Linked DNA regions of Homo sapiens: region 2 is linked to region 1. The links are chromatin loops, found by intact Hi-C in ENCODE. Cell type or tissue: GM12878. All regions are shown on one strand. Links, peaks and the distances in the headings refer to the core of each region. The heading gives the core; the rest is flanking DNA.

Region 1 (15,266 bases), core at 3,292-11,291:
TATATGGTAAATTCTTGTTCTGAAATAAATTGGTTGTTTCAAGAAAAAAATGTTTGTAATAAGTCAAAAAGTTGAGACATGTTGAAGAATTGTCAGTGGAAGTCGTGAAAAAAAGTTATAAAAATTTATGCAAAAAGGTTTTATAATTTAAAAGTAATTTGGCCTCTTGAGTACTATTGAAGAAACAGTTTATGTGCAAAGTGTATAAAAAAGTAAAACATACCTTTGGTAAAAAGATTATAAGGAGGCATAAAAATGTGGATTTTTACCTACATTAAAAGGTTAAAAAAATTATTGTTTTAAAAGTTTAAGCAAGTTTTAAAACATTAATTGTAAAGAAAAGTCTGTGTGTAAACATATTAGCTAAAGTTAAAAAGATATCATCCAGTTTTTCTGCGAACTAGACATAAAAGTAAAAATGCAACAGGTTTTTTTTCTTAAAGCATCAACCTGCTCTTTAACAAAAATTATAAAAGGTTAAAAAGAGTCTATAAAATCTTACCTTATGGTCAAACATGAAAAATTAGATAAATATGTCTTCAAGGTTTTATTAAAATTAAGTTTAATATTAATAGCATACTAATATAAAGGTAAAATTTAGCTTATCTGGTATAAAAATCATACAAGAAGCATTATTAAATATGAAATGGTGTTTAGCTTTCTTTGGTCTAAAAACTAATACAAATTGGTGCTAAAGGAAACATTCATTTTACTAGAAGATCACAGAAGTTAAAGACTTAAAAAAAACTTTGGCAATTAAGACAGCATACCAAGATGCAAATGCCTGGTTGAAATAGATCAAATATTCCATCTGCACGTTAAACAAAAGCAATTGTTATGCTTGTGCACATGGCAGGCCAGAGGCCCTAATTGTCCCCTTTCCACTACAGTGGTCCTCCAGTTGACCAGGCGTAGGCTGCATGGTAACTCTTTTCCAGGATTCTACAGCCTGGAGTAATAAGTCATGCCAAGCTCTCTCTGCTATATCCTGAAGTCCCTGTGGGTCAGCCTCCGAGGGCCATCCAGCTTCCATCTCCCAACACTAAGTTCACTTCGTGTCTCTCACAGCAGGGAGGAGACAGCATTCCTTAGAGACCTGAAAGGATGCAGTGAGCTTAAGAATTTTCGAAAGGTTATCAATCAGTCAGCCGTTGTTCATCCCCGAGCAGATGTGTGGTGGTATTGTGGTGGACCTTTACTAGGTACTCTGCTGAATAAGTAGAGTGGCACTTGTGCTTTAGTCCATTTGGCTATCCCTTTCATCCTGGCATTTCATCAACCAGAGGAAGAAAAGAAAATAATAAGATATCATAAAGCGAGAGAAGCCCCTTATAGGTCTTCCAACTCTCATATCTATTTAGATGCAATTAGAGCCCCGCAAGGAATACCAGATCAATTTAAAGCTTGAAATCAAATAGCTACAGGATTTAAGTCAATATTTTGGTAGATGACAGTGAATAAAAATGTAGATTAGATAAACTACATCTATTACAACCAACAGCAAAGAGCTTTTCATGAGTTAAAAAAAAAAAAACTCATGTCGGCCCCAGCCCTGAGGTTACCTGACCTGACTCTGTGAAGTCTGTGTGTCAGAAAAGAAAAAAATGGCAGTTGGAGTTTTAACTCAGACTGTGGGGCACTGGCCAAGGCCAGTGGCCTATCTCTCAAAACAAAAAGACAGGGTTTCCAAAGGCTGGCCCCCATGTCCAAGGGCCCTGGCAGCAATGGCCCTGTTACCACAAGAAGCAGATAAGCTAACTCTTAGACAAAACCTAAACATAAAGTCTCCCCATGCTGTGGTGATTTTAATAAATACTAAAGGACACCATTAGCTAATAAATGTTACACTAAGTAGATACCAAAGCTTGCTCTGTGAAAATCCCCACATAACCATTGAAGTTTGCAACACCCTAACCCTGCCACCTTACTCCTGGTATCAGAGAGCCTAGTTAAACATAACTGTTTAGAGGTGCTGGACTCAGTTTATTCTAGTAGGCCCAACCTCCGAGACAATCCTTAACCATCAGTAGACTAGGAGTTGTATGTAGATAGGAGCAGCGTCACCAACCCCTGCAAAGTGACTCTGAAGAAGACTACAAGCCCTGCTCCAGTCACACCCAGAAGCTGACTGGTCCACGCACGGCTGAAGCATGAGGAAACTCATCGCAGGACTCATTTTCCTTAAAATTTGGACTTGTACATTAAGGACTTCAGCTGAACTTCCTCAGACTGAGGGCTGTTCCCAGTATATACATCAAGTCACTGAGGTAGGAAAAAAGATTGCTACAGTCCTATTATTTTATAGTTATTATGAATGCCTAGGAACTCCAAAAGGAACTTGTTTGTACAATAACACTCAGTACAAAGTATGTAATCCAGGAAGTGACCAGCCTGATGCGTGTTATGACTCACTGTAAGCCTCCCATGATTAAGGACTGATCCTTTTCTAAGTGACAGAAGTAAAGTAATAGCTAAAAAAAAAAAAAAAAAAAAAAAAAAAAGAAAGGTCCCCAAAAACGTAATCTTAAAATTTGGCACTTGTGCTGCTATTAATAGTAAGCAGCATGAGATAAGATGTGGTTCTCTAAATTGAAAAACTAGTTACACAGTAAAAAAATAAGTATATCTGTCAAGAATCATATTTTTGTGAGATGTGTTAATACTGGTCTTGTGTCATTTAGACTACTTAAAAAAAGATAAAAAGGATCCTGTTTGACTCCAAAAAAAAAAAAAGGTCAGCCCCTCCCCTCCTGCATGAGTAGGAGCTGCAACCTTTTAAAATTGATAATCACAAACCCCTCAGACCCAAAGTAAAATAAAGAAAAATATGTAACATTAGACATTAACAGAAAAAGACTAGATCCTAGTGTAAGCATCCTAATAAAAGAAGAAGTTCAAGAACACTATCCAGAACCAGTATTTCAGACTTTCTATGATGAACTAAATGTGCCAGTACCCGAGATTCCAGGAAAAACTAAAAATTTGTTTTTGCAATTAGCCGAACACATAGCCCAGTCTCTACAAGTCACTTCACGTTATGTTTGTGGAAAAACCGTAACAGGAGATCAATGGCCATGGGAAGCCCCAGAATTAGTTCCTAAAGACCCAGTTCCTGATGAATTCCCAGACCAAAAGAATCACCCTGATCATCTCTAGGTTCTAAAAGTCTCAATTATTAGACAGTATTGCATATCTAAAGAAAGAAAAGGATTCGCTCATCCTGTAAGGCAGCTTAGCTGTCTTAGACAAAAGCTCTATAATAGTACCACAAAAACAGTTACATGGTGGAGTTCCAATTACACAGAAAGAAATCCATTCAGTAAATTTCCAAAGTTGCATACTGTTTAGGCCCACCCAGAATTCTACCAGGACTGGATGGTCCCCACCAGGTTATACTAGATATGTAGACACAGAGCTTATGCTAAGCTGCCTGATCAGTGGAGAGGTAGCTGTGCAATTGGCACCATTAAGCCTTCTTTCTTCTTACTGCCCATAAAAACAGGTAAACTTCTAGGCTTCCCAGTCTATGCTTCCCACAAAAAAGGAAGCACAGCCATAGGTGATTAAAAAGATAATAAATGGCCCCCTGAAAAAATCATACAATACTATGGACCTGCCACTTGGGCACAAGATGGCTCATGAAGATACTAGACCCCCATCTAAATGCTCAACCGAATCATACGGTTACAAGCTGTTTTAGAAATTATTACTAATAAAACCGATCAAGCCTTGACTGTTCTTGCCCGTCAAGAGACTCTGATGAGAAATGCGATCTATCAAAATAGACTAGTTCTCGACTACTTGCTAGCAGCTGAAAGAAAAGTTTGTAGAAAATTTAACCTTACTAATTGTTGTCTACACATAGATGATCAAGGACAAGTAGTTGAGGATATAGTTAAAGACATAACAAAACTGGCACATGTACCCATGCAAGTGTGGCACGGACACAATCTGGAAGCCATGTTTAAAAATTAGTTCCCAGCAATAGGAAGATTTAAAACTCTTATAATAAGAGTAATAATAGTAATTAAGAACCTACTTACCGCTCCTTTGTTTCCTACCTGTACTTCTTCAAATGATAAAAAGCTTCATCGCTACCTTAGTTCACCAAAGTGCTTCAGCACAAGTGTACTATATAAATCACTATCAATCTGTTGCACAAAAAGACATAAGTAACAAAAATAAGAGTGAGAACTCCCGCTAATAAAAAGTGAGAGTCTCAAAAGGGGGGAATGAAGGAAGAGAAAGACCCTCTCATATTATTTTATATTGTTTTATCCTCAGTACCTGTTTTAAGAAAAAAACAAATAAGTGAAATCAAAGACAGGCAGCCCAGCACCATGCCCAAAACCAGCCCTGGGCCTGCCTGGCTTAAACCTAGTAGTTAAAAATCAACTCATGACTTAGAAACTGATGTTATTCATAAATTCCAGACATTGTATAGAAGAACATGGTGAAACTCCCTGCCCTGTTCTGTTTCTCTCTGACCACCAGTGCGTGCAGCCCCTGTCATGCACCACCTGCTTGCTCAAATCAATCATGAACTTTTCATGTGAAATCTTCAGTGTTGTGAGCCCTTAAAAGGGACAGAAATTGTGTATTTGGGGAGCTCAGATTTTAAGGCAGTAGCTTGCTGATGCTCCCAGCTGAATAAAGCCCTTCCTTCTACAACTCGGTGTCTGAGAAGTTTTGCCTGTGGCTTGTCCTGCTACACACACACACACGCACACTTGCATGACTGTGCATTAATAATAGAGGAAATGTATCTTGTGGCACATACCTCCTTCCAAAGGAACTGAGTGATGAGGTTTGTTTAAAAAATTGACACTACTGAAAACAGTATGGAGGTTTCTCAAAATATTTAACGTAAGATTACCATATGATGCAGCAATCCCTCTTCTGGATATTTATCCATAAGAATTAAAATCAGGATCTCAAAGGGATATTTGCACATCCATATTCATAACAGCACTATTACAAAAGCTCAGACCTTGAAACAATCCCAGCATCTATCTGAGCAAAGTGTAGGAACAACCGGGTCCGACTGGTCTAAAATGAAAGGAAAGGTGAATGTGCTGTGTTGTAACTGGCAGGAAATGGGAGGAAAATCCTCAAAACCCACCCCATTGGAATTCATGTTAAAGAACTTTAAGAAAGGCTTTGTGGTGGAGGGGGTGGTGGTTAGGGAGTCAAGTTAACCCACTGAATGCTGAGAGCTCTCTGTGAATTAGAATAGCCCTCTTTTGGTGTTGGCTGGCTGGCCAAATGTACTTATAGATAGGGACACAATTGGCCCTGTGTTTAAGGTGGTGACCGGAGTCAGAGGACAGTCAGGGCATTCAGACCAAATTTCCTTATATTAACTCATGGCTGAATGCAGCCCTGTTTAGCAGCTTATTGCAGAATGCTCGCAGTTCAAGCCGAGAGTAATCAGCTGTGCTGGCAGCTACAAAGACAAAGTGAAAACAGAGTTAAAGGGAAAGTCACAGGAGCTTGTAGCCTGAGCTGAGCTGAAAGTGAAATCTTCTCTGGCAAACACAGAGACAAAAAGAAAGCCACAGGAAAACCCAGTTTTGCAAGAACCACTGGAGGGAAGAGACCCTTCCTCCATATGCTCCAATCTACCCACCTTTACCCAGAGTTACTGCCTCTGAGGAGTCAAGCTCAAAGGGATACATGCCCCAGTCTCACCTGAGATGGAAAAATCTGAGCCCTCACTCCAGGAAGTTAAGGTGAAATGCTAGGAAAATAAAGCAAACTTGTCTCCAGTCAGGTCATGTTTGGGCTATGCAAATGCCTTTCTGGGAAACAAGAGGACCCCGACTAGGACCCAAATGAGGCAGCCCAACTACAGCAGCTGCCCAGATACCAAAAGGCACTCCTGCAAAGTTTAAGGGAAGGCGGGAGAAAGGCAATCAATATAGGGAAAAATCTCATAGGTGCTTCAGGGTGCATATGAAAGCCCCAGCCAGTTTTATAAAAGACTTAGTGAGGCCAGCACATGCTGAACACGGCATTTGTAGAGCAGGCCCAGGGGGATATCAGGCAAAAATTGCAGAAAATGGAAGGTTTTGCAGGCATGAATGCTATTCAGTTTATTGAAGTGGCCACAAGTTGTACATTAACGGAGATCAGGAGGCAAAGACAGAGGCTAATCAAAGGCTTAAGAAAAAGGCTGATTGGCTGGCAGCAGCTCTCACAGGGAGGGAAGCTGGCTTTGCAAGGTGGCGTGATGTGGGCATGGAAGTGGGCATGGAAGAAGCCAGTATGGACAGGGATTTGAGAGCAGGCCCAGGTTGGAAAGAGATCAGTGTGCACAGTGCAAAAGACAAGGACACTGGAAGGATGAGTGTCCAGAGAATAATAATAAGGAGAAGGGTCAGGGCCATCGTACAGGAAGGCCACCAGCCAGGGGCTGCCACACCCAGGAGAAACCAGGCACTGATCTGATCAGACTGGCAGGGGCTGAAGGATATGAGGACTAGGACAGACCAGGCTGCTTCTCTTTGGGCCCTGAGAAGCCCATGGCCAGATTGGAAGTTAGAGGCCAGCTAATGGACTTTATGGTAGACACCAGAGCTAAACACTCAGTAGTGACCCAACCTATAGGGCCACTATCCAAGAACTGTGCAACTATTGTGGGAGCCACTGGAGTCTCTGAAAAGAGGCCCATCGGTTGGTCAAAGAGGTGTGTTATAGGAGGATGAGAAGTCCAACCTGAATTCTCATCCCAAATGGTTCTGTTCCTTTGCTGGGAAGAGACCTACTTCAAAAACTGCAGGTACAGATTACATTTGGGCCACAAGGGAATGTAACTTTAAATCTACCTCACCCGGAGGCTATGATGTTAACCCGTACTGTACCATAGGCTGAAGAATAGAGGCTATATGCAAAAAAGACTCTGGAACCAAGAGTAAATGAAATGCCTGGGTTGCTTACTAAAATTCCCAGAGTTTGGGCTGATAGTAACCCACCTGGACTGGCTGTAAGTCAGGCACCAGTGGTGGTAGAGTTAAAATCCAGTTCAGGTCCAACAGTACCTGCTACTCCCTGAGGCCATACTGGGTGTCCGCAAATATTTAGAGTCTTCATAAACATGGAATCATAGTCAAATGCCAGTCACCATGGAACACCCCTCTCTTGCCAGTGCGGAAGCCGTCTGGTGAATATAGACCAGTACAGAATTTGTGTGTGGAAAACTAGGCCACGGTGACCATCCACCCAGTGGTGCCAAACCCATATACTTTAATGGGACATATTCCAGCAAGTGCCACTTGATTTACAGTCCTAGATTTAAAGGATACATTTTTCCGTCTCTGGCTTGCACCAATTAATGAGCCTATTTTTGCTTTTCAATGGGGTAAATCACAGTACACTTGGACAAGACTCCCACAAGGATTTAAAAACTCTCCTACAATCTTTGAAGAGGCACAGGCCTCAGACCTTAAAGCATACACCCCACCAAACAGTGACTGTGTCTTGCTCCAGTACATTGATGATCTTCTTCTAGCAGCCCCGACCTGAGAGGACTGCTTCGAGGGGACCCAAGACCTCCTGCACTTGCTATGGAAGGCAGGATATAAAGTGTCAGGGAACAAGTCTCAAATCTGCTCTGAAAGTGACCAGTATTTAGGCTTCTATATAAGCCAAAGGAAAAGATGGCTTGGTAGTGAACAGAAGCAGACCATTTGTACACTTCCTACTCCAACCACCCGGTGACAAGAGAGTTCCTAGGGCCAGCAGGGTCCTGCTGCATCTGGATCCCAAATTTCTCGCTCATGGCTAAGCCATTATATGAAGCCACAAAGAGGGGAAAAAGGAGCTCCTCCTCTGGGAGGCTGACCAGGAGAAGGCCTTTAAGGAAATCAAAGAAGCCTTGACTCAGGCCCCAACTTTAGGACTGCCAGATCTAACTAAGCCTTTCTTTTTATATGTCCATGAGCAAAAGGGAATGGCCGTAAGAGTTCTAACTCAAGCCATAGGATTGTGGCATCACCCGGTGGCATACCTATCCAGGCAATTGAATTCTGTGGCACCTGGATGGAGTCTTTGTTTTAAGACACTAGCTATCACTGCTCGGCTGGCACAGGAAGCTAATAAGCTGACTTTAGGACAGCAAGTGACAATCCAGCTACTGCACTCAGTTATAACTTTGATGGACCAAAGGGGGCACCATTGGTTTTCGAATCCGAGAATAACTCAATACCAAGGGCTCCTATGTGATAATCCCTGTGTAACTTTAGAGACTGTGAGTACCCTAAACCCAGCTACCTTGCTCCCCATTGAATCAGTGCCAGGAAGCCCCCTTCATTGCTGAGTGGATGTGGTAGATGAAGTGTTCTCAAGCCAGAGAGATCTGACAGATCGGCCCCTCGGAGACCTGGACATTGAATATTTTACTGATGGGAGCAGCTTCATACTAGAGGGAGTCCACCAAACTGGGTATGCAGTGGTGACTTTGGACTCAGCAGTAGAGGCACAGTCTTTGTCTACAGGAACTGCCTCTCAGAAAGCAAAGCTGATAGGTCTTATAAGAGCTCTCTGGCTAGCAAAAGACCAGAAGGCAAATATTTACACAGACTCTAAATATGCTTTTGCCACTTTGCATGTTCATGGGGCTATTTACAAAGAAAAAAGACTCTTAACTCCTGGAGGTAAAGAAATAAAGTGTAATGAAGAAATTCTACGGCTCCTGGATGTGGTATGGGCCCCCAAACAGGTAGCAGTAATGCACTGTAGGCAAAAGGCAGGAACATTAGAGGCTAAAGGAAACAGAAAGGCAGACAAAGAGGCAAAGCAAGCTGCAATGGCAACTCCACCTTCTATTCTAAAGAAGAAGCCTTAGCTATGCCTCTCCTCCTGGAGATTCCCCTTCCAGGGACCCCAAGCTACACTCCAAATAAAAGGGCTTGATTTGCCCAGGAAAATGGGAATTACGTTGAAGGAAGATGGTGGAAATTCTCCAATGGGAGGCTAGCCATACCTGAAATCTTGGCCCCCAGATTTGCAAAACAGTTCCAAGGAACTCACATGAGAAAAACGGTGCTAGAGACATGATTAGGGTGTCATTTCTATGTGCAATGGCTCACCGCTATTACTTGAGCCATTTGTAAACAGCGTTTAACTTGTGCCCAAAACAACCCCTGAAAAGGGCCCACTCAGCCCCCGGGAATTCAGGAAAAAGGAGCTATGCCCTGTGAAAACCTGCTTATGGACTTCTCCGAATTGCCCCAAGCAGGGGTCTATAGGTACATTTTGGTGCTTGTCTGTACCTTTTCAGGATGGGTCATGGCCTTCTCCGTCAGGACAGAGAAGGCATGAGAGTTGATGAAGGTATTGTTAAGAGACATTATTCCCAGATTTGGACTGCCCCTAACTTTGGGTTCAGATAATGGACTGGCATTTGTGGCTGAAATCGTTCAGGACTTAACTCGACTGTTAAAAATAAAATGGAAGTTGCATCCAGTCTACCAGCCTCAGTGCTCAGTAAAGATGGAGCACATGAACCAGATACTCAAGCAGCTGCTGAAGAAATTTTGTCAGGAAACTCATCTGAGGTGGGACCAGGTCTTGCCCATGGTCTTTCTCCAAGTCAGGTGCACCCCCACAAAACAAACCACACTGGGTATTTGCCCAATGAGATTTTGTTCAGCCAGCCACCCCCAATCATAAGTCAGATTAAAGGTAATCTCCGTGAGCTACAAAAACTAACTTTAAGAAGGCAAATGCAGGCTTTAGATATGGCCATGCAAAAAGTATATGGCTAAGCGCAGGAAAGAATGCCTATAAGTCTGGCAGACCCAGTACACCCTTTCAAACCTGAAGACTTTGTTTAGGTTAAGAAATAGACTCCAACTATTCTGAGCCCCATATGGGACGGGCCCCATATTGTGATCTTGTCCACTCCCACTGTTGTTAAAATTGCAGGTATCGTGCCTTGGATCCACCACAGTCAGCTGAAATTATCAGCCCAGGACCAGTGGACCAACCAGCAGGACATAGACCATCTGACCCGAATGATCCTGCAATGAGACCACATTGCCAGTGGAGATGACAACAGCACTGCTCTGGTCACTCTGGAAGATGACCAGTCTATGCATGGTGGAAGCTTGAGAAAATAGCAAGCCCTGCTCTAGTCACACCAAGAACTGACTAGTCTATGCACGGCCGAAGCTTGAAGAATCGTCATCAGATGAATAAATGTGGCCAGAAATCTTAGGCCCAGTAATCTTCTTTGTATTATTCATTATATTGCTCTTGTGCTATTGTTTAACCAACCCCCTAAATGCCTTTACTGTTCATGCTGGCTGTAAGAATGCTACTGTTTGCTTTGTTTGTGCTGATCCCCATATCTATGCTAGAAGGAGGACCCGTATTAGGATGCCGTCACTGCATGCACACTACATGGATAAGAAACACAGTAATTGCTCACGCCTGTAATCCCAGCACTTTGGGAGGCCGAGGCGGGCGGATCACGAGGTCAGGAGATCGAGACCATCCCGGCTAAAACGGTGAAACCCCGTCTCTACTAAAAATACAAAAAATTAGCCGGGCGTAGTGGCGGGCGCCTGTAGTCCCAGCTACTTGGGAGGCTGAGGCAGGAGAATGGCGTGAACCCGGAAGGCGGAGCTTGCAGTGAGCCGAGATCGTGCCACTGTACTCCAGCCTGGGCGACAGAGCGAGACTCCGTCTCAAAAAAAAAAAAAAAAAAAAAGAAACACAGTAATTAAGACTTTATTATACCATACATACTATAGGTACCTGGGCACAAGATAGGTCAGGGGGTACTGTACCCCTATTTACATGCTTAATCACATCATAAGGTTGCAGGTGGTACTTGAAATCATCACTAATGAGACAGCAAATATGTTAGACTTGCTGGCCCAGCAAGCCACAGAAATAAGGATCACCATCTATTAGAATAGACTGGCTTCAGACTGCCTCCTAGCCCAAAAAGAAGGATTATGTGGAAAGTTGAGCCTGATGAATTGCTGCCTAGAAATTAATGATAACAGGAAAGCCATCATAGAAATAGCTGCCAGGATGTGGAAGATAGCTCATGTCCCAGTTCAGACCTGGAACCCAGATGGTCTCCAGATTCCCTCTTAGGAGGTTGGTTTTCATCCTTTGGTGGTTTTAAAACAGTAGGGGTAGTGTTGGCTATATTAAAAGGTTGCTTAATGTTCCCTTGCCTCTTAGGCCTCCTCATCAGAAACATCCAATCAATCACAGAATCCATCGTTAACAGAACCACCTCCACTCCACTGATGGCTCTAAACAAGTATCAACCCGTACCAAACAGAGAAGAACTGACTTGTAATGAGGAATTAAATGATAGTGATGCCTTCTATTGAATTCCATTTACAGGAGGCATCAAAGGGGAAGATGAGATGGGAAAGAAAGAAAGAAAGAAAGAAAGAAAGAAAGAAAGAAAGAAAGAAAGAAAGAAAGAAAGAAAGAAAGAAAGAAAGAGAAAGAAAGAAAGAAAAAGAAAGAAAGAAAGAAAGAAAGAAAAACAAAATTAAAAAGAGAAATAAGCTTTCCTGTATTAGGCTAACTTGTCCCAGACGCAGCAACGGGTGCAGCCCAGACCCAGGGAAAGTCCTGATACTACTGTCTAAAAAGCCAGGAGATGCACCAAAAAAATGTGGTCTGTAGACCCTCCCAAAACTCCTTCAACATAGGGAGAAGAAAAACAAATTTTCCTTTGTTTTATGGTATGACTTTATAGATTCTTGTTCTCTGTAACTAGTAACTTCAAGTATTCTGTTTTGTCTAAAAGGTACTGCGAAGGTCATGAGACGCCTGAGAAGGCCTGAACTACAGCTGTCTGGGCACCTAGTGAAGGTTATAAGGCAAACCAGTGCAAGGCTCTTTTGAGCAAAACCTAGATAACAGACATCTAGGTTGCAAAGCAACAGTCATGTGTAATCCCGAGTTATGAACTATCACAATTTGATTAATTGTTCTCCCTCTGTATCTCTGCTTTCATGCCACTGTAAGCCTACATCAAGTTAGCCCACCCCTTTTGGAAAGTGTGTATGAAAGTCAAGTGCTGTCTTTGTTGGGGCCCAATCTCTGGATGTTAAGTCAGCTGAGTCTGAGTGCACTCAATAAAGATATCCTCCTGTATACACCCCAAGGTCTCTCTCTGGTACTCCTGATTCCTGCAAAAAGATGTCAATTTATAAACAATATACAGGACAGATGATAAAACAGCACAAAGAGTGTTGCTGATTGGTAATATTTTGCCGTTAACGTTGTGATTAGAAAAAAATACATAATTAGGAGGTGCAATATGGCATTTTGGTATTATTATGATAGTGGTGGCAGGTAACAGATATCACCAAATTCTGCCCTGCCATTCAATTCTATTATTTACAGGATTCCTAAGTGCACTGTACACACTACAAATGTTATCAGAAAGGAGTTATACTTTATGAGTTACTTCACTAGCACAATAAGTAGGTATCGAAAAAAAAATTGAAATGTATCATGGAGTTTAGGCTTTCCATGTAATCTGGGGCTCTTTACTTACCCTAATTTTGAAATAGGTCTATTCAGTGTATTTTTCAGAGGGCTATTTAGAAAAAAGGAAGCCCAAACTCACCCACCCTCAGTCTAGGTACCCACTTAGCCATGTAGATTTAGAGAAATAGAAAAACCAAACTGCCTTGGTGGACTGGATTTGGCCAATATCTGATAGGAAGATGTAATATAAAGAAGGGGGATCAAATCCTGCCCTTAAGGTAGACAGAATCTGTCAAGGCTTTAGAGTGTACCATCAAAGAGTTAACAGCCAACAGAACAAAATTTAGCATCATCACAATTTTGGAAGTTTTTCAACAGCCCTATGATTTATAAACTGTCAATCACTATTTTTACATATAAATCATTTCCAGTGGTAGTAAATGTGCTAATATTCTCGATATATGTGAAAAATATCACTTAAAATTTTTTCTTGGAAGAAGCACTTAATAATTTGTAAATCAGAAACAAATTATATGTACTTTCTAAGTAGATTAGTGTATTTCTCATACATAGATGATGGCATAGATTTGCTTTTTTAGTAAATTGTCAGATATCAGACTCTAACTTATGGAACAAATGAATATAAGTAAACTCACTCCCATTTGATTGTTTTGTAAATGAAAAATGTAATATTAAATTTGTGAGATGAATGTGTATGTAGTAAATACATTAATAAAAATGTGTAGATCATTAGTAATTTTTTAATCTTCTTTATACTAGAATTATGTCTGCCTAACAATTACTTAAATATTTGAACTTTTAATTTATTATCACAATTTTCTAAGTCACTATGTATGAAACATCATGATTGTATTTAACTTGACAATATAAAAATTAGTCAAGAAAATATAGTTGTTCCATTTACTTCAGTCTTCTAATAGTTCTCATTACTTAACTTGTCCTCATTTCCTTATTAGCCATAGGGAAGGCATTTGACTAGGTGATCTCAATGTTTTTAGAATTCTAACAGATATGCTATCATTTCAATTTCACTCATAGAACAAGGTACATACTTTTTTAAAACTTTTAAGTTCAGGCGTACATGTTCCGGTTTGTTGCATATGTAAACTTGTGTCATGGGGGTTTGTTTTACAGATTATTTCATCACACAGGTGTTAAGCCTAATACCCATTAGTGATTTTTTCTTCTCCTCCCTCCACCCTCTAAAAAGCCTCAGTGTGTGTTGTTGCCCTCTATGTGTCCACGTGTTCTCATCATTAGGCTCCCTTGTCTATATAGTTCTATGGAAATTTGATGACAGGAAATCAGATACCTTAGTACCAATATTCACCTATATAGTGGGTAGTCCAGAATGACCTTCTCGGTAAGACTCTGAGGATCAAATATTGAAAACTTTGGTAACAGCATATGAGGATGAAAATGGTTCAACAGAAAACACACTGTTGAAATAATAAGTGATTCACCATTTATTATTTAAAAAGTCAAAAATAAAATCTAACTTCTTTACATTTATCTTCCAGTCCTAGGGAAAATATAATAAACTAAAAGAGGTTGACATTTTATTATACATAGTCACATTCTTTATGGCCAGAAACAAACTATCTTTATTTCAAGTGTAGTTACCTTTCACAAAATTTTTTTTCAATAATTTTCTGGGTTGTCTGTCTCCTAATTCAATCATTACACCTACCCTTCCTCCTAATGTATAGATGTTGCAAATGCAACTGAAAAATGACAGCTCATTTTCATGATGATCTCCTGCATTTTCTATGGGAGTAAATCCTCGGTCTTTATCATGGAGTGTTGGTAACACATTTCATGATGGAGTGTGGCCTGTCCTTCCTCTATTCAAGCACCATCACCACCCCACTCCCTGCTGCCTTGGATACTATGCCTTATCATACTCAGTGACTTCACCATTTCTCTAAGAGAACAAGTTCTGGCATGCATCCTGCTTCTTTTGTGGGGGAGGGTGGTAATGGGAAATGGGTGACACACAACTATCTTTATCCACAGTGTTCTCTATTTGTCCACATGACAATATTGTATTAATTCTTCAAGTCTCAAGACACATACCACATCTTAATGTGTAGCCTTCACTTATTGCCCCAGAGGACTTGGTGCATCTTCCTCTGTGATCTGAAACCAATTTTAATGCAGTTTTACTGTTGCAATAATTTGTTATCTAGAGAACACTGCCTGTTTCATTGCCTCATATTGTGCATTGCTCATTTTATTTCTAAGACTTACAATGCATAATTTTTCAAAAAATCATCTATTCTTAGGTCATCCACAAACCAAAGCTTTTATAACTCATGATGGATCCAATGGAATGTATGAGAGAATCTATCATGGAATCCCTAGGGTGGGGCTTCCTTTATTGCAGATCAACGTGACAACTTTGCTCACATGAAGGCTAAGGGGGAAGCTGTTAGATTGGACTCAAAAACAACATAAATTACAGATTTGCTCAATGCATTAAAGGCAGTCATTAATGGCCCTACACAAATGTAAATTTTTTAACCTCATAGCATGTGTTCATACTTTCTCACATGAAGGCCAAGGGAGCAGCAGTGACTCTGAATATGAACACAGTGCTGAGTACATATATTTTTTGTAACACTTAAAGGCCATGATCAATACACCATTGTGTTGCAATGTGTTTTTTTCGTTTGTTTTAATGGAAACATTTGTCAGAGGTTTTAGGATAGTGCATAAGTTCTAAAATAGCCAAAAAGTAAAATAAGAGGAATTACTAAAGATGGTAACAGAAG
Region 2 (15,266 bases), core at 3,951-11,950, 63 kb after region 1:
AGTTTCGACACACAGGTTCTCCAAGGCCCCACCAGAGCAGCTAGATACAGAGTGTTGACTGGTGCACTCACAAACCCTGAGCTAAACACAAGGTGCTGATTGGTGTGTTTACAATCCCTGAGCTAGACATAAAGGTTCTCCAAGGCCCTACCAGAGCAGCTAGATACAGAGTGTCAATTGGTGCACTCACAAACCTTGAGCTAAACACAGGGTGTTGATTGGTGTGTTTATAATCCCTGAGCTAGACATAAAGACTCTCCACGTCCCCACCAGACTCAGGAGCCCAGCTGGCTTCACCCAGTGGATCCCACACTGGGGTCGCAGGTGGAGCTGCCTGCCTGCCAGTCCTGCGCCATGCGCTTGCACTCCTCAGCCCTTGGGCGATGGATGGGACTGGGCGCCCTTGAGCAGGGGGCGGCACTCGTCGGGGAGGCTTGGGCTGCACAGGAGCCCATGGTGGGGGTGGGAAGCTCAGGCATGGCGGGCTGCAGGTCCCCAGCCCTGCCCTGCAGGAAGGCAGCTAAGGCCCAGTGAGAAATCGAGCGCAGCGCCAGTGGGCGGGCACTGCTGGGGGACCCAGTACACCCTCCGCAGCCGCTGGCCCGGGTGCTAAGCCCCTCACTTCCCGGGCCGGCAAGGCCGGCCGGCTGCTCCGAGTGCGAGGCCGGCCAAGCCCACGCCCACCCGGAACTCCAGCTGGCCCACAAGCACTGCACGCAGCCCTGGTTCCCGCTCGCACCTCTCCCTCCACACCTCACTGCAAGCTGAGGGAGCCGGCTCTGGCCTTGGCCAGCCCAGAAAGGGGCTCCCACAGTGCAGTGGTGGGATGAAGGGCTCCTCAAGTGCCACCAAAGTGGGAGCCCAGGCAGAGGAGGTGCCGAAAGCAAGCAAGGGCTCTGAGGACTGCCAGCATGCTGTCACCTCTCAGTATTGCATTGTGCTTTTGATTTGCATTTTACTGATAGTGAAGTTGAGTATTTTTTCATACGTGTTGGCCAATTATATATCTTCTTTTAAGAATTGTCTATTTATTACCTTAGCCTACTTTTTGAACGGTTTTGTTTTTCTCTTGTGGATTTGTTTTAGTTCTTTGTAGACTCTGGACATTTGTCCTTTGTCAGATGCATACTTCCTGAATATTTTCAATTACTCTGTGAGTTGTCTATTTACACAACTGATTATTTCTTTTGCTGGCAGAAGCTTTTTAGTTTAATTAAATCACAACTGTTTATCTTTGTTTTAGTTGCATTTGCTTTTGGATTTTTGGTCATGATGTTTTTACCTAACCCAATGTCTAGAAGAGTTTTTGAAATGTTACCTTCTAGAATTTTTTATTGTTTAAGGTTTAGATTTCATTATGTGATCCATCTTGAGTTGATTTTTATAAGGTGAGAGACAAAGATGCAGTTTCATTCTTCTACGTGTGGATTGCCAATTATTTCAGCCCCGTTTGTTGAATAGGGTGTCATTTCCCCACTTTATGTTTTCGTTTGCTTTGTCAAAGATCAGTTAGCTGTAAGTATTTGGCTTTATTTCTGGATTCTCTATTCTGTTCCATTGATCTACATGCCTGCTTTTATACCGATACCATGTTGTTTTGGTAACTTTGAATATGCCTTTTAACATGATGGGTAATGTAGAGAGGAGGTGCCAGCTGGGCTTCCTGGGTCAAGTATGGACTCAGAAAGCTGTGAAACTCACTCATTTACTGCAGGAGGACTTACTTCGATCCTGGATGAATAATATTGAAGATAAATGCTTAAAATATTCCTAACACCAGGATTTGTGCATGTGTTTTCTTCCCCAAGAAAGCTATAAACAATGAAAATTTTGCTGTAAGTTTCCCTGTGTCCTCTCTTCCTCTCTCCCTTCCCCATTCCCGAAAACTAAAGTGAAAGAAATGTTAACTGCCTGTTTTTCTGTAACCAGTGGGCCTTATCTATACTCCTAATTCCAGTTCCTTGTAAACATCCTTTGTAAAGTCCCATAAGATCCTGTCTCCTTTGCCATACAGCTGCAAGGTCATAAAGTAGATAAAACCTAAGTTGCAATTCTGGTTTTCCTCAAGATCTAAGACATGTTACAAAGAGTTAATTGTCTTTGTTTCTCATCTGGTAACATCTACCCGCTGCACATATTTCTTACCTTAAAGAGTTTAAAAGGCAATCGTATAATCCAACTCTGCCTACACTTTCGGGACCCCTTCCACACTCTGGAAGCTTTGTACTCTTGTTCTGCTCGATAAAACCTACTGCTCATTCTCGGTCCGGGTCTCTATCACTTGCCGTGGTCAGCTGCCGCACCAGTTTTTGGTGTGGCTAGGCAAGAACCTTAGGCATTACAATGTGATGCCCCCAGATTTGTTCTTTTTCTTAGTCTTGCTTTGGCTATGCGGGGTTCAAAGCTGAGAATCAAATAACAACTCATCCATTTTCACAATAGCTGCAAAAAAAAAAAAAAAAAAAAAAAAACCTTAGAAATATACCTAACCAAGAATGTGAAAGGTCTCTACAAAGAAAAATACAAAATTTTGCTCAAAAAAGTCATAGATGACAGAAACAAATGGAAATACAGCCCATGCTCATGGATGGGTAGAATCAATTTTGTGAAAATGAGCATATTGCCAAAAGAAATATATAAATCCAATTCAATTCTCATTAAAATATCATCATCATTCTTAGCAGAATGAGAAAAAACAATCCTAAGTTTCATATGGGTTTTATTATCATTTTTGACCTTTAATAACAATTGTAAGTCCTTAATTTTAGGTTGTGATAATATAGAAATTGCACTTTAAAGGGACTTAGTGAATTTTCAATCTTGCTCAACATACATGTACATATACATGTCCATTTCTTTTAAAACAAGACACAGCATCAATTAACTAGCTAATGGATATGTTGTGAAATTCAATGTGTATTTTGAAGACAGCTTGAAATAATTATTATTATTCTACATAACTATAATCATTTTTTTTTATTTTCCACAAAGCCTTTTGATTCATCCCTCCTATAAATATAATATGGACATATAAATTTTTAGCATGTTAAAAATATATACAAAGCATAAAAAAAGTTTATAAATTTTGTGGAAAATAGATAAATCAAGTCATAAATCTCCTTTAATCTACACATCAGGGAAGCACTTTATGATCAAACTAGTCCAGATTGACAGAAATCTACTTGTCTTTGTCACTAAAAGTTCTTACCATTAACCAATTCTCACAAAAAATATTCTCCAGGGTAAGGTTTGATTAAAAACAAATATATATGTATATTTATAATTTTATACACATAGATAAATCATGTAATATATAAACACATACACACTAAAACATTGACAAGATAGAGAAATTATAGAAAATTTCATACAATTCATCCAGGAATTAATACAGATATAAAGAAAAACAGAACTTATATAGTGTCAAAGATTAATAATGTTGTCTTATGCTTATAAACCTGAATTAATTCACATAAAACCTATCCTATAACACACATAACAAAAGATTGGTATCCATTGTTCAGTGAGAACTACAAATCACCAACCAAAACAGACAATCTAATAAAAAATTGATGAAAATATGAAGAAGCAATACAAAGTAAAAATGGCCAATAAGATATAAAAGACTAAAAAGCTACTGACGCTCACAAAAATAGAATTAATACCAACAAATTAATGCCATAGAGAAGATTTGCACCCCATAAAAACCTGAGAAATCTATTTTTGAGGGAGTATAATTTGAAATAACACTCAAATAAAATGTAAATATGCCATTTGAAACTGAAGTTTTATATATAGAGATCTGTCATGCAGAAATCCTTGCATATAAGCACATGAATGAACTAAATTTCTCCAGCACTTAAATGGCTTTCAGTCAATGAACACGTGTACCTCCAACAAATGTTTGAATGTAGCCATTGCAGAGAACAGGCTGATTATCACATTACGAAACAGAAAAAGTAGTTTCCAGAAAAACAAATAAGTATTTTTTGTAATAAAATATATGTAAGCTAGTACAAAGAAGAAAGAATCTCGAAAAATACGTGTAATTCCAAGGATGAGAATTTAAATTTTTATTCTATACAAATCTGCAATGTTTAACTTTACACAACATTTTCATGTATTAATTATGAGATTTAAAATTTAATTTGTGGAATAAACACATTAATTCAAGACAGGAAGTTCCAAAATGTAATATCATATTATTAATTCGCTAGTGTCATTCAAAAACTTGATAATGTTTCTCATATATCAGCTCTTTTATCCACTTGTAGCTTGTTTTTAGGACATTTGTTCTATTTTTAAAAAATGTATGAATAAATACGATACAATGTTTAAAAATTGCAATAATTGTAGAAATCTAAATTCATGTAATTTTAATATTTTTTCTTTAACTATTTTTAATATTTTATGAATCATACAATAGTTTAATAACTTCTGCCTTCTCAGGAAGATTATATTTGTTGTTATTTTGAGACATGACTATAAATCCATTGACAATTTTCCTATCAAGTAATATCCCCTCCCTTTGAAGTTTGGCAAACTTTGTAGCTGTCTCAACACAAAGAATGTAATGGAAATAATGCAACTAAACATTCAAAGCTCTGGTGGAAACACAGCATGTTCTCTCTCTGTTTCTCTTTCTCTCTTTCTGTTTCTTCTTTTCTTGTCTTTTTTTCTCTCACTATTACTCAACAACTCAATCTGTAGTCCCCATAACAAATGACAATTTTGTAGAGACATAAATATATGCCTAAGAAATCCTGGTAGCCCACTAGCACTCTGAGACTTTCAACATAAATCACTAAGTATGTAAGTGAATGATCTTCAGATAATTATAGACCCAGGCACCATAGAAAAGTAGCTACCTAAGAAACTCTGTGGAAGGAACACACAACTGAGCCCACCTAACACAGAGACTCTGAGAGGTGACAATAAAATGATTACAGTTGTTTTAAGGCCCCACATTTGGAAACTGTTTGTTATGCAGTGATACATACCTGGAATAACTATTCCACATATTTTAAATTATAAATTTATAATAAAATTACAATTAATATATAACTACATGAGTGGGAAACTGTGATACTACACTTTGAAAATATCTGCACCCAGAGTAAGAGAGTCAACATAACATGGTGGTTAAGAGCTCGCACTCTGGATCCAGATGGCCTTGATTCAAGTCTTAGAAACCACTATATGATGACGTGGGGTTCAACAAATTACGGAGACTTCATTTGCCTCAGCTCCCTCACCAATGAAATGGCAATAGTTGTCATCGCATTATCAATATCATGGGGTTGCTGAAAGAACGAAGTCATTAATATTGCAAAGCACTAACAATTGTGTGTACAGCAAAATAAAATTTGCAATACTCTGATTAGACAAATAAAAAAATTCCACAATAATAATTTTAGTGTTCATATAATTGCATAATATATTATAGTTTCAAAACATGCCATGTTTCTAATGTAAATGATTAAAATGACAGCATTTACTATTTCAAGCATATGGGAATTAAATTTGTAGCATAAACCAAGGGCTGACAAACTATGGTCTCTTGGTCAAATCTGGTCAGCCACTTGTTTATTTAAAGAATAATTGATATAGGAATTTTACACCACAAAATTATACAATTAAACCATTTAATGTGCATTATTCATTGGCGTTTAGCACATTTGCCAGTACCACTACTATCTAGATCCAAAGTAATTTTTTCACTTCAAAAGGGAGCTTTATACCCATTAGACAGTCATGTCACATTCTCCCATTCTCCATGCCTTGCAACCTGGCATTATGTGTTGGCATCATTCTATAGCCTATTGGGTAATGCTTTTAAAAAAATCCAAATAGGTATATAACTTCAACAAAGTGTTTTATTTTTTCTTACTTCTAACATGTCCTATTTGTTTCTAAATAGTAATTCTATGATGTATAAAATTAAACTTTTGTTTCTAATTGCTCTGTTATTAAACATATTCAGAGGTGTTGTGATTTATATTGTTATGAGTTCTTTCCAATTTTATATTGAAGTCTCTTTCTTGAGAATGGCCATAAACCAAGATCCTGGAAAGCTCTGATGGAGGTGAGGAAATGAGTTTCAGATATATGAGTCAGGTAAAATATATTGAAATGAGAAAGGAAGAACAAAATGCATAAAATAGAAGAAATGTATTACTCATAGTTCCTAAGTGACGTTAGGGATGATGATAAGAAACTGACAGAAAGTCCAGAGGTGGCAGAGAGCTCAATCAGCTGTCTGGAAGTGGAAGGGGGAACCCCGTGGGAGAGCTTTTATTAAGGACCATGGATATTATTTCCTAGGCTTCTCTGCAGGAGTAGAAGAATGGCTGGATTAAGGGAATACACATGAAGGGGAAAATTATTATATGACTCTGGTATTGATCAATAGGTTATATCATGGTCATCACCTCTGTGATATATTGCATTTCTGGGTCATTAGGGTGAGAAACAAGTAGACTCTATCTCAAACAACTACACAAGGAAGGGAAGTTATAACAAAGCCAAAAGTGACAAGCTATGACTAGGTCTTAAACAACTCATGTTAAGCCTAAAAACGAATGCTGAGGCAGAACAAACTTATGACATGAAGGTAGACAGACATTTTAGAAGAAAACATGTCCCTAGCCAATTCGAGATTGGTAGCATAAAATGAATCAGCTCCAAAATGTAACAAGAATAAATAGTGAGAATTGTTTTTAGAGACAACTACTTAATGATATTAGGAGAAGTTGACTGCAGTGGCATGCACCTATATTCCCAGCTACTCAGGAGGCTGAGGAAGGAGGATTACTTGAGCCCAGGAGTTCAAGGCCAGCCTGGGAAAATTTGTGAAACCACATCTCCTCACCATTTTCCAGTTTAGGAAAAAAAAAAAAATAGTGCAACTCACAGCCAGCACTCATCTAATTTTACATAAATACACTCTTTGAGGCTGAAACAAATCTGACTCATTTTCAGTGTGAACATACATTATAAAAACTCTTCTTGGAGTTATTTCTAAACAGAGCTAACATCAGAATCATCTGAATCATCTATTTTAGAAAAACTGAATTTATCAAATTAATCTTCAGCCAACAACTTCTCGAGAACAACGTTAACATCCTGCTATATTTTCCAGGATTTGACATCTTCAACGATCGAAAATGTCTATATTTTGTAAATGGAAATAGCACTCATACAATAGAATGCTAAATATTGAATGTGTTTTTTCTGTTTCCAAAGTTGGTATGCTAAATCAATGAAAAAATAATAATAAAAGCTAGATATTTTGTGACAAAATTATCTCGAGGTAAATGCTGCATCTGCAAGTACTGCCAGCAAGTATTATCTGGGCAAACAGAGAAAGGGTTTAAAAAATAAAATTAATTAACAAATTTAACAATATACTGGGAATTGCCCTCAAAACAAGCAGCAAATAAACATTTATTAAGGAACACACTAAGGGTTGTTTAAAACAGCAAGAGCTTGTGGCATTAAACAATGACTTGTTTGCTAGCCTACCCTCCCTCAGTGCGACAGAAATTTTACTGCAAGCTGGCGGAGACAAGACCACTGGACTAACCCTCTGTGAAACTACTACAAGAGGGCTATATTATCTTTTTGGGAGGGAATAAGCTTCTTAAATTTTTCACACACAGACACCTCATCTATGTGTTACAGAGGCTAAATTTCTGGCAAGAGAGGCGAAAAAAGTTTCACTTCTTTCATTTAGCCATTGTCAAAACACAGTTTTACTCAGACACAGCATACTAAGAACGAGTACCAAATAGTCATTACCGTAGTTCTTTTATAGGATGGAGGTTCCATGAGAGAAGAAGCAAATTAAGACTATAGGCTAGCACCTTACTCTTAGTGGCACAAACAGAAGTGTGCCCCTGCAAGTGCCCCTAGCTCTGGAGCAAAGGTTGATGATACTTTTTTCCCAAGGAAAGAGGCAGACCATTAAACAAAGAGTTCTAAAGCTTTCATGAGAGTAACTCACTTTATATGAAAGAATGTGAAGGAAATTCAAGCCTAAGCATGTTGTCAAAATATGAAGGGTTTTTTGGTAACAGTTAAAGAAGTTGGTAATTTCATGAGTAATGCAAATGAGACCATAAAAAAGCTAATTAATCAGAAAAAAAAGATAAAGATAGAAAAAGAACAGTGTTTCCTGTGTTCATATCACCCTGAAATGCCTCAGAATCTATCAAGGCAAAAGTGCCTAAATGCTATTAGATCAGACTATGAAGTAATTTATGCCCTAAGGGCAACACCAAAAGAAAAAGATCAATCAGCTAATAATTTGTGAAGATTAAGAGGTAGACTGAGCATGTAAAACAAACAAACAAACAAAAAAACAGAAAAGAGTCAAAGAGTGTTCCTATTAAAACCACTGTTATTCAAGGGTTTGTGAAAATGACCAAGGGTGCACTTTCTGAGTAGAAACACCAAGGAAATAACACTGCAAGGTAAAGAGACTTCATTAAAATAATCCATCTCCTCACCAAACAAGTTAACAATTAGAATTAAAAGAAGATGGGGGTATAATTTCCAGAGTAACTATAATATATTATCTAAAATATTGAGGGTTTAACAAATTTTAACAGGTGTATAAAGAAATAGGAAAATGGGACCGCTATATGGGGAAAATAAGCAATAAAATATGCCTGTGAAAGGGATGAGTTGGGTTGGATGCAGAGGCTCACACCTGTAATTCCAGCACTTGGGGAGGTCAAGTTGGGAGGATGGCCTGAGGTCAGGAGTTCAAGACCAGCTTGGCCAACATGGTGAAACCTCGTCTACTAAAAATACAAAATTATCCAGGCCTGGTGGTGCATGCCTATAATCCCAGCTACTTGGCATGCTGGGACAGGAGAATTGCTTGAACCCGGGAGGTGGAGATTGCAGTGAGTCAAGATCATACCACAGCACTCCAGCCTGGGCAATAGAGTGAGACTCTGTCAAAAAAAAAAAAAAAAAAAAAAAAGATGAGTTGTAGATTTAGTAGGCAAAACTTTAAATTACACATTATAAATATACTCAAAGACCTAAAGGAAATCACATATAAAGCTGAAAATTAAGGTATAATGACAATGTCACATTCAATCGAGAATATATAGAAATAAATAGAAGTTATATATTTTTCAAAGAACCAAGTGAACATACTGAAATGAAAATATAATAACAGAAATAGACAATGCACAAGCAGGATTCTGTTTCATATTTGAGGAAGAAAAATAAGGGCCAAAAAATGCTGAAGAGAGATCAATAGAGATTATATAATCCAAAGAACAGGGAAACAAAGAATGAAGAGAAATAAACAGAGCCTTATAGACTTTTGGGACACACTTAAGCACACTAACATATGCAAAGTAGGAGTACCACATGAAGAAGGGAAAGATTCACTGGAAAATATTCAAAAATAATGCCCCAAAACGTCCCATAAACTATCTTAAAAACACTAATTTACAAATTTCAGAGGTTCTATAAATCCTTAGTTTAGAGTAAACACAAAAAGATCCAAACAGAGACGCAATAATAATAGGTTGAAAACTAAAGGAAGAAAATTATAAGGCATAAAAACAAAAACAAGTAACCATATATAAGGGAACTCAGGTAACATTAATAGCTGACTACTCATCAGAAAAAATGCTGCCCCTAAGGCAGTGCTATGCCATATTCAAAGTAATGAAAGAAAAAACTGCCAACCAAAATTTCTTTATACTACAAAATCATCTTTAAAAATTAATGGTGAAATAAATACATTTCTAAACAAACAAAAACAGGAAGTTATTGCTAACTAATCTGTCTCACAATAAATTCTAAAGAAAGTTTTCCAGGCTAAAAGTAAATAAACACAGAAAGCAGTGCAACTCCACATAATAAAAAAGTACACCTGAATAATTATGTAATTTTAACAGATAATATAAATTCATATTTATTCAACTTTCTTAATAAATTTAAGAAGCAAGTGTGTAAAGCATATACACGTATTTGTAATGCTGAACATTTAACTTATACATATGTAATATATTTGTCAATAACAGCAGTAAGGAGGTATGTGGATGCAAAACTCTATTGCAGTAAGGAATGACACCAAGAGGAGAGAGAGATAGGGAAGGATAGAGGGCAGGGGAGGAGGAATGTGGGTTGGTGAAGGTGCCTCCACAGGGACTTGCCGCCATTAACCCTGCTGCCTCCAGCACAGCCTCAGCTTCTCACAGCTGATGCAGCCAGGGCAAGTCCAGGCATTGAGAATACATGAGGGTGGCCCTTCTGAACCATGCTCCTGGGGAAAATCAAACACTAATGCTCTGAGATATCTAAGGTAAGGTACTCAACTCTGTAGGGTATTACATAAATCCTAAAAGAATGCAATAAACTGGTAATGTCTCAGGAACCTGCCCCACCTCTAACTAGAGATAAGTCTTCTTGTCCCATAGTAGAAAGCTAGTGTTATACACAGATCAAAATAGTAAAATGTTGAACACATAGACAATTAATAACTTCAGTTTTTGTCAAGAGGAAATGGGTGAGGCGTTAAAAAGTTCCAAATTTTCACCTGGCCCAAATGACAAAATGAAATGGTGTCTGAGGGTAAACCCAAAAGCATTAGATAATGAAAGTAAAGACTACTTGGTCCTTATATTTGCTTTTAGTCAGATGCCCCAAAAGTGAAGTGTGAGCAAAATTCAAATGTTCCCTTCTGAATGCTAAAAGGGAAGAAACAAAAGCAATGGAAAGCAAAAGAGCATATCAATTTGTGCAAGGGAAGGGCTGGGATTTTTAAAAATTCATTAGAAGAGACCTTTTGCTTGACGAAGCTAATAGTCTTTGACCAGATGACAAGCTTACATTATTTTACAAGATGAGTGTGATCCAAGATTCAGTAAACAAATCAGGACATACTAATACAAATACTTTCAAGATGCCTGAGGGTCGACTAGGAGAAGACTGAGGTAATCTCTGGGAAAACACAAGATTTATAGACTGCAGTTTTTTAGTGAGAGGACAAGAATTTAAAGCTCATAAATCTGCTTGTACCTGAATCCCTAGTTTTTAATGCCATGTTTGAACATGAAATGGAAGAAAGCATAAAGAATTGAGTGGAAATAAATGATTTAGACCCTGATGTTTTTAAAGAAATGGTGAGATTCCTTAACACAGTGAAAGGATTAAACCTTGACAAAATGGCTGACAACTTGTTGGCAGGTGCAGACAAACATGCACTGGGAACAGCTGAAGGTCTTGTGTGAGGAAGCTTTGTGTAGTAATCCCTCAGTAGAAAATGTTGCTGATACCCTTGTCCTTGCAGATTTTCATGTTGCAAAACAGTTGAAAGCAAAAGCCATAGACATTATTAATAGGTGCAGTGTACTTCAACAACTTGGGTGTAAAGATTAGAAAAACTGAAACAGCAACCAAGCAACCAATGTAATGGAAACATCAAGGTGGAAGTCCATGATTCAGTCTCACCCTTACTTAGCAGCAGAAGCCTTCTGAGCACTAGCATCTGCACAGTGTCCACAGTTTGGCATTCCACACACACGGCTAAAACAGTCCTAAATCTTCCGTGAACAGTTGAAAAATGGAATTGACTTTTAGTCATTCAAGTCTAGAAGGATTCTAAAAATAAACCATAAACCATAAGGAAGAGTTGTTTCTGTTATTTGGTCCACAGAACAGAAGCTAAAAAATCATATTGCTTGCATTTCAGATGGATAATTAATGGTTTATTCTTCAGCTTTAAGTTAGACTGATTAATTCACTTCAAGGCCTTAAATTATTTTCAATGACTTCACTTGTTTGTAAAACGCTTTAATTTTTTTTTATTGTGACTTATCATTTTGACCAATGCTATGCAGGATTGTATAAACTAGCTTTATAATGTAGTACTATTGATAACTGAAGATATTAAGTTTCAAAAGGATTTTTTATTTTGAAAAAGAAAGTGAATTTTATAGGGTTTGTCCTATGCTGTCTCAAGGTTTAAGATTAAATTCTCTTTAAAAGCCCTTGTATTGAAGTTTACCAGCAAGGTCTTCAATCTAAGTTCTGTATATATGGGAGAACCCATTTACCTTCAAAGTAAGTTACGGCAATACACTGCTTCAATTCTAATTTATTTTTCATTTCAGGGGGCAAATAAACAATGAGTTGGCCCAGATTTTTAGTGAAATTTGTGATGTTTGCCTTGTATGTTAACTGTCCAACAAACTGTGGGTTTATCAAAGTTTGCAATGATTGAGAACTGAATGAGGTTAAGATATCATGAAGAAAGCATGTATTGTGTGGAAGTATTTTTTTCTAATTTGTAGTGACCTACATTTATATATACATGTTAAGAGTAAGGATGACCAAATGTAAATTTAATGAGTGGGCCAATTAACAACCATATATATATATATATATATATATATATATATATATATATATATATATATACACTTTGACTTTTACTGTGTAACTTTTGTATGCTGAATGGTACATATTTATTTTTGCTTTTGAGAGAATTAATAAGGTAGAATAATTGTGTCTTAATATTTGAAAGAAATTTTTAGAAGGAGGCAACTGGGATGTTTATGATAATAGATAAGATATTCTTGATTGTATTAAATGGTTTTGGATTGCAAATACTCATTATTGAATTTACTCCTGTTTTTTCACACTTTGGAAAATACACCTAATAATAAATGAATCTTGGATAGTCTACTCTCCTTCAAAAACTGAACTGAAGGCCGAGGCGGGTGGATCACCTGAGTTCAGCAGTTTGAGACCAGTCTTGCCAACATGGAGAAACCCAGTCTCTACTAAAAATACAAAAAATTACTCAGGCATGGTGGTGGATGCCTGTAATCCCAGCTACGTAGGAGGCTGAGGCAAGAGACTTGCTTGAACCTGGGAGGCAGAGGGCAGAGGTTGCAGTGAGCCCAGTCTGCACCATTGGACCCCAGCCTGGGCAACAAGAGTGAAATTTCATCTTAAAAAAAAAAAAAGAGAGAGAGAGAACTGATACTTGCCTGTGGGAGACGCATACAAAAAGAGAGAAACCTTAGAGCATATCAGTTCACACACCAAGAGCATTCCCATCCACCTCTTATTTCTTCTTTGTGTTTCAGTTACTGTACTAACATTATGGATGATACAGAAATTCTGCTTAATATGAATAGTTATAAGCAATTTATAATTTGAAAAAAATAATGACACCAAATGATAACTTGAATTTATAAGAACAAAAAAGAATGGTAATGAAGAGGTGCAGTGTGACATTTTGGTATTATCATGATATTGGAGGCAGGTGACAGATATCAACAAATTCTACCCTGTCATTTAGTACTTTTGTTTACAGGATTACTGAGGGGTTCACACTACGAATGTTATCATAAAGGAGTTATGTATTAATGGGTAACTTTACTAGCACAATAACAAGAAGTACGTATTGAAAAAAATCTGAAATATATCATGGAGTTTAGGCTTCCCATGTAATCTGGGCCTTTTTACCTCCCTTAATTTTGAAATAGTCCTATTCAGTATGTTGTTCAGAGGGATATTCAGAGAATGGAGACTGAAGGCTCACCTTCATGAGTCTAAGTACCCACTCAGCCAGGTAGATTTAGAGAAATGGAAAAACCAAACTGCCTTAAGACTGGACTTTGCCAATGTCTGAAAGAAAGAAGTAACAGAAAGGAGGGGGATCTAAGGTAGATCCTGTGCAGTATAAAATGTGCCCCCAAAGGACTTTGCTTCTAACATGTATATTGATGCTACCTCCCATCTGAGAAAGAAGGGGGATATAAGCAGGAGTCAAGGCGAGTCACAGTGGCTCATGCCTATAATACCAGCACTTTGTGAGGCCTAAGTGGGAGAATCCCTTGAGCCCAAGAGTTTGATACTAAACTAGATGACTTAGAGACAGCCCATTTCTTAAAAAAAAAAAAAAAAAAATAGCAGGACATGGTGGTGTAATGCCTATAGTGTTAGTTACTCAGGAATCTGAGGCAGGAGGATTGATTGAGCCCAGTAATTTGAGGTTGAAGTGAGTTATGATTGCACCACTACATTCCAACTTCAGAAACACAATGCGACCCTGTCCTGAAGAAGGAGGAGGAGGAGGTGGAGGAAGAGGAGGAGGAGGAGGAGGAGGACAAATAAAGTGATATGGAAGAGAGGCAGGGAACTGCAGGGAGGAGAAGAGTGGGTCCCTGGCAAGAGCTCCACCCTTGACATGTGCCCAGGGACCTAGGTGAGGACAGGCACTCCCGCTCTTATGCCCAAATGTTGCATTTCCCAAGACCACACTGCCCTGCCGTGCCCCCATCATGTACCTATAAAAAACCCTGAGACTCTAGAAGGCAAGCACACAAGTGGCTGGACGTCAAGAGGAGTGGATTAGCGGAAGAAGAAACAAACAGCTGGACGTCAAGAGGACGTCCAGGTGAGCATGCAGGCAGGTCATCAACTGGCAGAACAACGTGGAGTTTTGCTGGAGTGATTGGAGAGAAGCCTGACTCCAGGGGAAAACCGTCCCCTTTCTGGCTCCCCCATGTGCTGAGAACTACTTCTACTCAATAAAACCTTGCACTCATTCTTCAAGCCCAAGACAATCCCATTCTTCTGATACACCAAGGAAATAACCCCAGATACAGAAAGCCCTCTGTTCACAAGCCATCTAAGAACTGCTAAACTAAAAGAGCATCGCATACAGTGCAGAAGGAAACCAGGCAGGGAGAGAGGTTCAGATGCTTCTTCCACCATACAATATAGTAATAACCAGCTTTCTAACATGTACAACACAACTTTGATATTTTAATATTTATAAAGCAATTTTTAGTTTTATATCCTGTATAGCATTCTTATAATCACCTATACTAATTTTTTGATGCAAATGTGTAGTTACCTTTAAAAATCAGATAGCAAGTAGATGTTAAAACTTGTAGATTATACTCTAGTTTATGAAGATTGCTTGATTGCTAGATTATACTCTAGTTTATGAAGTTTGCTTGGTAATTCCAACATCAGTACCACATGTTGGTACTAGGCATGTACTACATGGCTTAGCTATAGCAGACCATATAAACCACTGCTGTCAATGCTTTGGATTGTGCCATTGAAGAGTTAAGAGCCAGCAGAATGAAATTTAGCATCATCGCGATTTTGGAATATTTTCAACAGCCCTATTATTAATGAACTGACAATCAGTCTTTTCTACATTTAAATAATTTCCAATGGTAGCAAATGTGATATTATTCTGGATATATGTG

Evidence for each region. Hi-C counts contacts between places; a loop is a spot of excess contacts. Peaks named below come from ENCODE experiments on the same cell type or tissue, not always from the same donor. Only the 100,000 strongest peaks of a DNase experiment are listed, where the experiment ranks them.
Region 2: a loop joins it to region 1, with 1.9 times the contacts of the local background. A loop is called at or near these places in 2 of 110 quality-filtered maps.

The regions. Positions count from the first base shown.
Region 1 is chr4:69,052,626-69,067,891 of GRCh38, forward strand. LOC105377265 (a long non-coding RNA gene) reads right to left here and starts at 8,630. Exons shown (of 5, transcript XR_001741714.2): 1 at 5,692-8,630; 2 at 4,044-4,151. It also overlaps a transcript of UGT2B7 not described here. RefSeq lists silencers at 1,873-2,073, 2,422-2,471. In GM12878, for the core only: a CTCF peak has its summit at 8,155; DNase peaks (open chromatin) are centred at 4,565 and 5,456; H3K4me3 peaks cover 1,025 bases; H3K27ac peaks cover 896 bases.
Region 2 is chr4:69,114,881-69,130,146 of GRCh38, forward strand. It overlaps the pseudogene SPOPLP1. Among named protein-coding and RNA genes, the nearest start is that of UGT2B7, 26 kb to the left of the region's middle. In GM12878, for the core only: no CTCF peak of the experiment used is centred there; a DNase peak (open chromatin) is centred at 11,375.